2 separate regions of the Homo sapiens genome follow, and region 2 is linked to region 1. Evidence: chromatin contacts called from ENCODE Hi-C data. All regions are on one chromosome and are shown on one strand. Each heading gives the region's core, a stretch centred on a gene start or an enhancer-like site at or near the end of the contact. The rest is flanking DNA. Distances are from core to core; before and after follow the strand shown. Region 1 holds the start of LINC02694 (long intergenic non-protein coding RNA 2694). Region 2 holds the start of SQOR (sulfide quinone oxidoreductase).

Region 1 (5,468 bases), core at 2,703-5,202:
ACAGCAACAGGAAACCTACTAAGACAACCTCTTCCAGACACCTGAACTCATTCTTCTCTTCCATTCCCCTAGGCCTTGCACATGCTCTTCCTTAGTCAGGTAGAATTCCCTCCCTGCCCTCTCTCCCTCCTGCCTGACTAAATCTAGTCTTCCTTGACAAGTCTATTCAAATGTCACTGCTCTGCAGAGTTACCAATTCCTCTTTGTTTTCTCCCACTGCATTTCTTCACCTGATTTTAAGTTGCCATGTTGTATTAGAATGAGCTGCTCGGGTATCCACTAAACACTTGGTTGCCTACCAGAACCAGCCCAGCACTAAGTAGATTTGTGTTGGATAAATGAAAATGACCATTCCGCTTTTTGCTGGGCTGTTTGGTTTAGGTGTTTTTGTTGGGCTGTTTGTTAGTTGATTTGTTTTGTCTTTGTAGGACTTCATTTGAATTGAAATTTAGTCAAAGAAAGAAAAATTGTGTTCCAGTTTGGCAAAGGAGTACATGTCTATCTGATTTTTGCTTCATTATTTATTTTGATTTGAAAATATGTCTTTATATTAAACCTCTTTACAATATGGATTTGAAGCAGATAAATTGTTTGGTCTGATTCACATCACAGCTTCTGAGTTAGCTTAGAAGAAAACCATCAACTGATGTTTCCGGTAACCAGCAGCAAGAGAGCTCATGAAAAGGCAGGCACACCTCCAGTGACCACTAGGTGGCAGTTTCACTCTCAATATGACCAGATTGACAATGTCCATCCAAGAAGTCTGGGGCAGGTAAGTTGGAGCACAAGACCAAGCTTAACTAGGCCTGTGGGTGGAAAAATGAAGACCCAAACTCAGCCCTGAAGAAAATGGAGTTATGGAAAAAACAGCACATGGAAAATGTAAAGGAATGCCACTAGACATTATTTCACTGAAAGGTTAGCTAAGTTAACCACAGCCACAAAATCAGTAGAGAAAAGACGTGCCGGACCCGAGACAGGCCAGACAGTGTTGAAAGGCAAAGGAGTCTCCAGTCCACCCTCCATGGCTGGAGCCCAGACCCCTGGGGAAAGGCAGGATGGTTGCAGGCTGGTCATTGCTGAGCCCCTGGTAATGTGCCGAGTGACCAACTTCAGGTGTCTCTCCGCCAAGACTGCTTGGTTCTCCTCTTCTGAGTGACCCCAGAAGGAACCCCTGAGAGACACTGCTTAGTCTTTCTAGTTCCCATTCCAAAGTTGGATAAGGGACTTTTCAAGCTTAAAGTGGGAACGAGGGGCAGGGCTTATCTCCACAGGAAGCCAAGGTGGCTCCTATCATAGCAAATCAAGATACTTCATGGGTACACCCACAACAGGCCAGCCAGGGCCCCTGAGGAAATTATGTGGACTATTAACCTTAAGGAGGCTGCAGGCCAAAAGCATCAACCGACTTCTATCAGGAGTGTATTTTTTTTTTTATGATGCAGAATAGGGAATAGGGAAACTATCCTGGAATAGGGAAACTGAGGCCCAGAGCAAGCCAGGGATGAAACAATTCCATCCCCCGTGACTGAGAAGAGAGCCTTCAGGTAGGCTTGAGGAAACAAAAGCCCTGAGGAAGCTGTCTTGGCAATGTCCAGGTTATTACACTATAACATCCACTCATACGTTTGTGGTAGGGCTTCAACTTTTACACACGAATAACCTGAGTGATCGAATTACCTGTTCTCTTCTCTTTCTCTGCTACCAACCCCAGAAAGACTGCAAAGAATAGACACTTGAGTCTAAACCAAACTGCTAGGCTCAAAGAACACTGCACCAGCTATGAGGTAATAACCACCATGGGTTACAGGATCTGTGAACGGGATAAGCTCCTTTACTTCCCCCCGGCTGGAGTGTGAGTTATAAAACAGACTAACAAGGAGAGGGAGAGACAAGTTTTCAGGAAGAGCTGGTAAGAAGGCACCTGCAGCTTCTCCCCAACATCTTACACACCACACCGACATCAACCTCCTAGTTTGACATCCCTGTAACTAGGCCTTGACATCAAGGCCTAGTTTGGGTGGGGAAAGTAACCCCCAGAGGATCTGAGAGGAGAGATTGGCATGCTCTCCTCCTGGTGGACTTTCCCAAGTAGCAGCCCCCACAGACACATCTGTCACTGGGTCGCAGGAAGACAGGAAGTGGTGAACGGCGGGGCACAGTTAGGTAGGAGGGGCTGGAAGCCACTTCTGGGCTTCTCTTGGAGTCAAACTTTGTAATGCAGGAGATCCATGCATTTCCTTGGACCCAGCATTGTCTGAAGACATGAGCTGGAGCTTGTATCAACTTGCCAGCCCCAAAAGGACTCTTGGAGAAGAGAAGGGAAGCATCTTCTCCCAGATTCCAATCCCTGAGCTCTTGTTGGTGGCCCTGGGTTAGATGTTCACTTGCTCTGAGCCTCAGCTTTCCTCCCTGTAAAATGGGGATAACATTACCTAATTCATATAGTTGTTAGAATTAAATGAAATAAAATTCATCAAGTTTCTTGTACAGAATAGATGACTAATGAATGGGATGGGTCTGGAGCACCTGCCTGGGATGGAGCCACTGACTGACTATGAAGGAGCAGAGAGTTCTACGTGCTTCCTAAAAACGCCAGCTTCTAGCAACACCTATGCCAGGGGACATCAGCAAAAAAGTAAACCCAGGGGTGCCAAGAAGCACTTGAGACCAGAGTAAGGATGCCCTCCCCGTCACTGGCACACAGCTAACCATGGAAAAGGACTTCTCTATGACTGCCAGCCACCAAGGAAATTAGGGACACCAGAGGCAAGAAAATTATGTTCAGTTACAAAATACATTCCATTTTATAGCCATTTCTATTATCGGTTGCTACTATAATAAATTACCAAAACTTTAGCAGCTTAAAACACACACTATCATTTAGTTCTATGGGCCAGAAGTCCTATGGGTCTCATAGGACTAAAATCAACGTCTCGGCAGGACAGCGTTCCTTGGTGGCAGCTCTGGGGGTGCATCACTATCTTTGCTCATTCTGGTCTTGACAGTTCCGTGGGACTGTAAGACTGAGGTCCTTGCTGGTTGCTAACTGGGGCCACCCTGAACTCCTAGAAGACATTTGCTCTGTCCTTACATAGAGTCCCTACCTCTCAGAACCAGCCACAGGGCATGGAATCCTTCTCTCATGGCCCTCTCTTTGACTCCAATTCCCCTAGCTGCATTTCTGTCTCTGACTGCACCCAGGGAAGCCTGTCTGCTTTTTAGGATTAGATTAGGCCCATTCGGATAATCCAGGATAATCTCTTTATCTCAAGATCCTTAATGTTAACCACACTTGCAAAATCCTGTTTGCTATTAAGATAACATATTTACAGTTTCTAGGAATGAGAATGTAAACATCTTTGGGTTGGGGGAGTGGGCATCTTTCTGTCTATCAAACTATTCACCAGGCATTTATTTACTATCTTAATGGCCAAGTACAGTGCTATGTGCTGAATTGATGTTGGTATAAGGGGCATGGGGCAGGGGAGAAAGTCTAGGATGGGTGATGCCCCCCACTGGGATATCTGACTTAGAGCTTTGCAGTACTCCAGGGGATGCTGTTGACATAAAATACAATGTAGATTGTAACTCTCACCTCTCACTCCCTTAACCCTCTTGACTCCCCAGTCCTTGCCCCTGACTTATACAGGCTGGAGGTGTCTGAATAAGGTCATTCCAGTTCTCTGGGAGGCAGGAGCTAAGCTCACCAGGGGACTGAGATCCAGGTTCAGCCATAGCAGAAACTGAGAACCCTGCTAGATCCAGGTTCAGCCATAGCAGAAAAAAACAGAGCAAGGTGGGACTTACAGCCATCCAAACAGACGCCTGGAGACAGATGCTGCTCCTGCCCTTAGCCTTGCTTCCTGGCCTGGTTTCATGGTTCCTCCGGGGACTAGAGAGGGAAATGCCCAGGTCCTCTTGGGCCCCTTGTAGCTCCATATCAGAACAGAAAACCTGTCACTAACTGAAGTCCCTTCCGGCTGAGGTACCCCGGCCTATATTTTGCAGCTCCAGGGCTCATCAGAGCCACCAATTTGCTGATGGGTTCTCAACCACAAGGATGGTGAGTCAGCACAGTGGTTGACTCTCAGCAGAGAGGATGCAGCCTTCAGCAGAGCTCCTGGTGGGGCAGCCTCCTGATCAGCCTGTGCTGTGGTCCTGCCCCTGCATTTCTTCCAGTCCTGGACGTCCCTGGCCTGGCTGGCACCCTAGTCGCACACCCAAGAAGCAGTTCAGCTTGCTGAGCACAGTGTTTCCCAAAACTGTGGCATAAGAGGTGAAGGATAGACCAGGGAGGAAGTCTTCAGCCCAGTCTGACAAACACAGGCCAACGTTTGGCCAACAGCAACTCAGGCTCTTTGCTCTAGGCCAAACTTGAAACATTAGTGTGCTGGTAGGTGTTCTGCCTTCCCTCCCTCTGCTCTAGAATTCAGATCTGGAAGCCAGGTCCTGACAGCTGGGATCCAGATGCAGTCCCCATCACAGCATCACATTCTGGCCAACCAGGCTTCCAGTGGCAGGAGCTGCCACCAGGAATGGGCACCAGTCCTCTCTCAGTTAAAAAGCCTTTGCTTCACACCACAAAACCCAAAGTGCCAGCTGTGGTGACAACCACTGCTCCTACCACTTAAAATTTGCTGGCAAGGGAGACTTTTAGAGAATGATTCCCCCACAAATATAGCATTCCTTTTTTTAATCTTTCCTGTACCCCTCTTAGGGCTAAGTTACTGATGATAGCCCTGCGTGATACAGAGCAAGCTGGCAGCAAGGAGGAAAATTGTCAGCAGTGACAAGCTCCAGATGACAGTTATGTGGCTTGGAAGGCAAGTCTTACTCTAAAGAGATCCTGCCCCCATCCCAGCTCTGGATTACTTGGTCTGATAGGTTTTACAGGGTATGACCCCAGTTTTCTGTTTAAGGACATTGGCCTCCAGATATGACTAGGAGGGAGTTTTCCTCTAATATCTTTCCGCAAAGATCACCATGACAATGACCAGAATAATAAATATCTATAATCACATGCAATCTTTAGCTTTAGTAATAGAGTGTGACAGAGAACTCTGCTGCTGCTGCTGCTGCTGCTGCTGCTGCTGCTGATAGTGATGGCGATGATAAGGAAGACACAAGATAATCTGACCTTCCTCAGCCTCTGATGGCTGATTACAGGTAGATGTGGCTTCTGAAGCAAAGTTACATAATTCACCTCTTGTTCCTGATCCACTTTTAGCAAAACTTCCGTGGAAAGGACCTTGTACCTTCTTGAAGTATCCAACATGCTGTCATCTTTATGTTTTCCTACCAAGTTCCCACATTTCTGCCTCAGTGGGTTCTACAGTCTGAACCCCAGAAACAATTTCATAGTTCAAACATCTGGCATGCTATTACATCAAAGGGATTGCAGATTCCCAACCTGGAATGGAAGAATCCTTGACTCCCCGCACCCGCCCCCCAATTCTGCTCTACCT
Region 2 (5,560 bases), core at 3,061-5,560, 6.9 Mb before region 1:
ACTTACTATGTACATGGCACAACAGCTAACCTAGGTCACTTGCTGAAGAGGCCAAGTTTTTCTTTTCCTAACAGTCAAAATCATGAAGCTGAATATGGCTTTAACAACTTCAGGCAAGATCCTAGGGACCACACAGGGTGTCTGTAGAAGGAAAGTACATGGGAGACTCTTCTGCATAGGTTGGGTAAGAGATCCTAAGAGCAAGTGATGGACATGTCGGGATCATGACTTAAAAGAGATGGTGCCTAGTTGTAGCCATTTTTTTTAAACCTATTGTCCATTTGGTAGAACCAGTTGTATTAATTTTCTAGGGCTGCCATAACAAAACACTATAGACTAGATGAAGTCTAGAGAACAGAAATTTATTTTCTCAAAGTTCTGGAGATTGAAAGTCCAAGACCTCAGTGCTGATGAGACTGGTTTCTCCTGGGATCTCTCTCCCTGGTTTGCAGATGGCCACCTTCTCAGTGTGCCTTTGCGTGGCCTTTTCTCTGTGCACATGTGCTCCTGACGAGTCATCTTCTTATAAGGATACTATTCATATTGGATTAGGGCTCCACCTTAATGACCTAACTTAATTTTCCTTTTTTTTTTTTCTTTCTTTCTTTTTTTGAGACAGAGTCTTGCTCTGTTGCGCAGGCTAGAATGCAGTGGCATGATAATCTTGGCTCAATGCAACTTCCTCCTCTCCGGTTCAAGCAAGTCTCATGCCTCAGCCCCCTGAGTAGTTGGAATTACAGGTGCACACTACCCCACCCAGCTAATATTTTGAATTTTTAGTAGAGACGGGGTTCCTCTATGTTGGCCAGGCTGGCCTCAAACTCCCAGCCTCAAGCGATCTGCTTACCTCGGCCTCCCAAAGTGCTGGGATTACAGGCGTGAGCCACCGTGCCTGGCTAATTATTCTTTTATTGAGACAAGGTCTTGCTATGTTGCTCAGGCTAGCCTCGAACTTCTGAGCTCAAGCAGTTCTCCCACCTCAGCCTCCCAAGTAGCTGGGGCTACAGGTGCTCACCACCACTTCTAACTAAGGCACTATCTCCTAATACAGTCACATTCTAAGATCCTGGGGGCTAGGGTTTCAATATATGAATTTGGTGAGTCCATAACACCAGTATTTGCCCTTCCCAAAGTTACAGACATAGATAGTCCCAGTGTGTTCTAAATTTCCGAGGGTTTTTTTGTTCTGTTTTGTTTTTTTCCACAAAGTTCTCTACCTCCTGTCCCAATTTAGCACTTTCTCAATGTAAATCACAGGGATGGTTGGCTAGATCTACTTTTCTTTATTATTATTACCACCTACATCTGGGGATTACAAAGATTTTTAAGGCTGGGATTAAGAAGCAACTAGTTGGCTTCCAGCCAGGTCTGGGCAGCTTTCCATAAGCTATCCAAACTGCTCCTATTTACCAAGTCTTCAGAGTCAAAGAGGAGTTATATAGTAGATAGTGGAGCAGGGAAACGTGAAAGGAGAAGAAAAAAGTACATCTATGCCCAGAAATGCCTTGTCATGGGTCCGTCTCCATTCTTTATAAGACATTTCCTGTGTTACAACACATCGGATTAACAAAGCTAGACACAGGCAACATGGAGGAGAAACTGTTCTGCAAAGGAATCCGGTTTCCTTTCAACATTCAGTTTCATTTTCACTGGCAGAACACCAGCCACACAGACACGCACACACAGACCCTGGGCCCTGACTGACATTTCAAACACCCCCGTTCCAAATGTGTTTATATATTTTTCCAGCCAGAAAAAAAGCCCCAAATTTAAACAAAGTCATTTCCCAAACCACCAGCTGTCTCCTTAATGAATTTTGTTTTTTGGACTTAGTCACAAGCAACCCTTTCTGACCCACTTATTCATTCAATAAATAATGAGTACCTCCCCAGGCTTGGGGATATAAGGCCATAAGCTTGGGAGGGATACAAATAAGTTCTGATAAATGGTATCTACTTCAGCCCTCTACACTAAGTGCAGTGCTGGGTGCCTTAAATACTTGGGAAGGTGTTATTATCTCCACTGTACAATGAAGAAGCTGAGGCGAAAAGAAATTCAAAAGCCAAAGTTAAGCTGGGTGTGGTGGTTGCTTTGGGAAGCAGACAAGGGCAGATCACTTGAGGTCAGCAGTTCAAGACCAGCCTAGCCAATATGGTGAAACCCTGTCTCTACCAAAAAATACAAAAATTAGCCAGGTGTGGTGGTGGGTGGCTGGTGTAATCCCAGCTACTAGGGATGCTGAGGCAGGCGAATCACTCGAACCTGCGAGGAGGTTGCAGTGAGCAGAGATCACCTCACTGTACTCCAGCTTAGGCGACACAGCAAGACCATGTCTCAAAAAAAAAAAAAAGCCAAGGTTACAATGGGCCTTGGAAATGTCAATGGAAGTGTCAAGCCCAGAAGCCAAGTCATTGGGTCAGTGCCCTTTCTACTATCAGAGGATCTTAACCTGGACCCAAAAACTTAGATGGAAAAGTATTTTACATCTTTATTTTTACGGATATTTAATATTTACATCTTTTATTTCTCTAGTATCTAACTGAAATTTAACATTTACTTCAATTATGTATGTAGCCAACAAACCACAGCAGTATTGGCAATACTAAGACTTTGTCACCAATAGAAATCACAGATATTGGCCGTGCGCAGTGGCTCATGCCTGTAATCCCAGAACTTTGGGAGTCCAAGGTGGGCGTATCACAAGGTCAAGAGATCGAGACCATCCTGGACAATATGGTGAAATCCTGTCTCTACTAAAAATACAAAAATTAGCTGGGTGTGGTGGCACACACCTGTAGTCCCATCTACTCGGGAGGCTGAGGCAGGAGAATCACTTGAACCCAGCAGGCGGAGGTTGCATTGAACCGAGATCGCGCCACTGCACTCCAGCCTGGTGACAGAGTGAGACTCCGTCTCAAAAAAAAAAAAAAAAGAAGAAAGAAATTACAGATATTTTCTTATATTACAAGTATTACCTATATCTTGAAATAATTGTTTATGTTCTTTACTACTTCAAAATTATGGTAACTATTTAATCCACTGCTAGATCTTGTTATTTAATAACCTTGTTATTAAATAACGCATTCGTTTTTTAAAGACATATATATTACCATATCATAAATTCTTTTAATGTTTTGACATGTGTTTTGCAATTGGTTTCCTTTATAATACTCTTCCTTTTGTTTTATACCTTTAAAAAAGCATTGTTCTGGTCCAGCGCGGTGGCTCACTCGTGTAATCCCAGCACTTTGGAAGGCCGAAGTGTGCGGATCATTTGAGGCCAGGAGTTCGAGACCAGCTGGGCAACATGGTGAAACCCGCCTCTACTACAAATACTAAAATTAGCCAGGTGTGCTGCGCCTGTAATCCCAGTTACTCGGCAGGCTGAGGCAGGAGAATCGCTTGAACCCGGGAGGTGGAGGTGGCAGTGAGCCGAGATCGCGCCACTGCACTCCAGCTTGGGCGACAGAGCAAGACTCTGTCTCAAAAAAAAGTATTGTTCTGAGAGTCTTTAGCCTTCCCAGAAATGCCAAAGGGGTGCACAGCACAAAAATGGAACAGAGCCCTGCATTATAGCAATGGGCAGCGCAGGCAAAGCCAGGGGCTCTGTTCAGCGTCTTTGAGCAAAAAGCCAGGTTGGAATTTTGATAAATAAAAGAGACAGATGAAGAGGAAAGGAAATGAGCCCAGATTCCACCAGAAGACCCCTTCTCCCTTTCCACCAATTCCTGTTCAGCAGGTGCCCTAAATCCTCTCCCCTTCAGGTTTCAGCTGCAGCCGACCCCTCGAGCGCCCCCTCTGTCCCACGCGCAGTGTCGGTGGATGACTGTGTCAATCCCTGGCCCCCGGACGCCGAGCACCCACTCCCGCTCCAGGACGGTGCCGAGTGACAGTCAACAGGTGGAAGGCGCCAGAAACGTCCACACACCAAGACCACGGATACTTCGGTTTTTAAGCACCCCTCGCGGGTTGGCCTCTCCGCGGCCCTGAGGCTCTGACACTCTGAGAAGGAAGCAAGAGTCCCAAGACCCGGGTTCCAGACAAGGGCAGCAAGAGCTGCAGGTGTCCGGAGTTGAGGAAGCAAAGTTTGGGGCGCGGCGCACCGGGTCTGCGGAGTCCCAGCTGCGGAAACCGAGTTAAGCTAACAAACAGCCTCAGTGGTGGTCGCTGTCCCCGCCCAGTCTCCCTCCGCTGGCCCAGGGCCAAAGATCGGCCGCGGATGCCTCTTACCCGGGCGTGAGCGGAGCCTTCGGTCACTGCGTTGGCGCAGCAAAAACCTTCGCTCCCTTCTGGGTCTCAAGGCCTGGACTGGGGCCCCGCCCGCCTGCCATCCGGGCGGAGGCTGGAGGCGGGGAAAGCGAGGCTCCCCCCAGGAAAGGTCCCGAAAAGTCCCGCCGTGCCCCGCCCGGCGCCGCAGCCCAGGCACCATGGTCAGTGAACACACCAGGGCGTTGAGCGCTCACGGGGCACAGAACCAGGAACAAGCGTCCATCCGGCCTGGGGTGCTGCCGGCTGGACAGACTCGCCCCTTGCGCGCCCTGAAGGGCGGCCCCGCAGGCTGGGGCGCACAGGCGGAGGACACCGAGGCCACCTGACGCTTCCGCCCCTGGGTGCCAACAGCGTTTTGTAATCAGGGCAGGCAAAAGCGGAGGCGGGGCGCTGTGCAGAGAGGCTCTGGCTGTTCCCACTGGGTCCTCCTATGTGCCCTGGGCTTCTCACCGGGTTCACACAGCTGCCCAGAAACACAGGTATTCCCGCGCTCATTTCACAGAGAAGGTGACCGAGGTTCAGCTTTGGTGTGCGCTGGAGCCCTTCCTTCAAAACGCGCAGGCAGGGGTAAGCTGGCTTCCAGCCACTGGCCTCCACAGTGTCCCATCCCATATTCATGACTGGACATTTTCAGTTGGCGGCTCTTTCCAGGTTGATGTAAAGTCTCAGTGAGTGGTTCTCCACCATATCAGATTCAGTAACCCTTTTTACAATAAATACAGGGTGTCCCAAAAGTCTCATAACCTGAGAAGTGCAAGTGCTAGAAGCTTTCAAAAAAACAAACAAAAATAAACCCTTGAAAGTTTGAGTTTCTTTTACACTTATTTGGTTTTATGAATTTTGAATATATATATATATATATATATATATAGTTGTTGTTGTTGTTTTTTGAAACAGAGTCTCACTGTGTTGCCCAGGCTGGAGCGCAGTGAGTAGAGCAATCTCGGCTCACTGCAACATCTGCCTCATGGGTTCAACCAATTCTGGTGTCTCAGCCTCCTGAGTAGCTGGGACTACAGGTGTGTGCCACCATGCCCGGCTAATTTTTGTATGTTTCAGTAGAGATGAGGTTTCACCATGTTGGCCAAGCTGGTCTCAAACTCCTGGCCTCAAGCGATCTGCCCTCCTGGGCCTCCCAAAGTGCTGGGATTACAGGCGTGAGCCACCATGCCCAGCCTTGAATATTATTTTTTTAAATGTTTTCAACTGATACTTTCTATCTTTAATCAAAGAGACTGACTGTATCTATGGCAAAATCATCATGAACAATACAATACAAACGCAGACTGTA

The links. A loop is a pair of places that touch in the nucleus more often than their neighbours do. Pooled maps may share reads with other maps.
Region 2: a loop to region 1 is called in a pooled map, with 2.9 times the contacts of the local background. The contact joins the promoter of SQOR here to the promoter of LINC02694 in region 1. A Hi-C loop is called at or near these places in 3 of 50 pooled maps.

Annotation. Positions count from the first base shown.
Region 1 is chr15:38,695,082-38,700,549 of GRCh38, reverse strand. It overlaps LINC02694 (long intergenic non-protein coding RNA 2694), which reads right to left and starts at 3,952. Exons shown (of 2, transcript NR_160786.1): 1 at 3,811-3,952; 2 at 512-2,412. RefSeq lists an enhancer at 3,793-3,842.
Region 2 is chr15:45,633,779-45,639,338 of GRCh38, reverse strand. SQOR (sulfide quinone oxidoreductase) reads right to left here and starts at 4,310. Exons shown (of 10, transcript NM_021199.4): 1 at 4,231-4,310. RefSeq lists enhancers at 1,540-1,599, 1,630-1,709, 3,539-3,588, 3,619-3,708, 4,171-5,166 and a silencer at 4,189-4,358.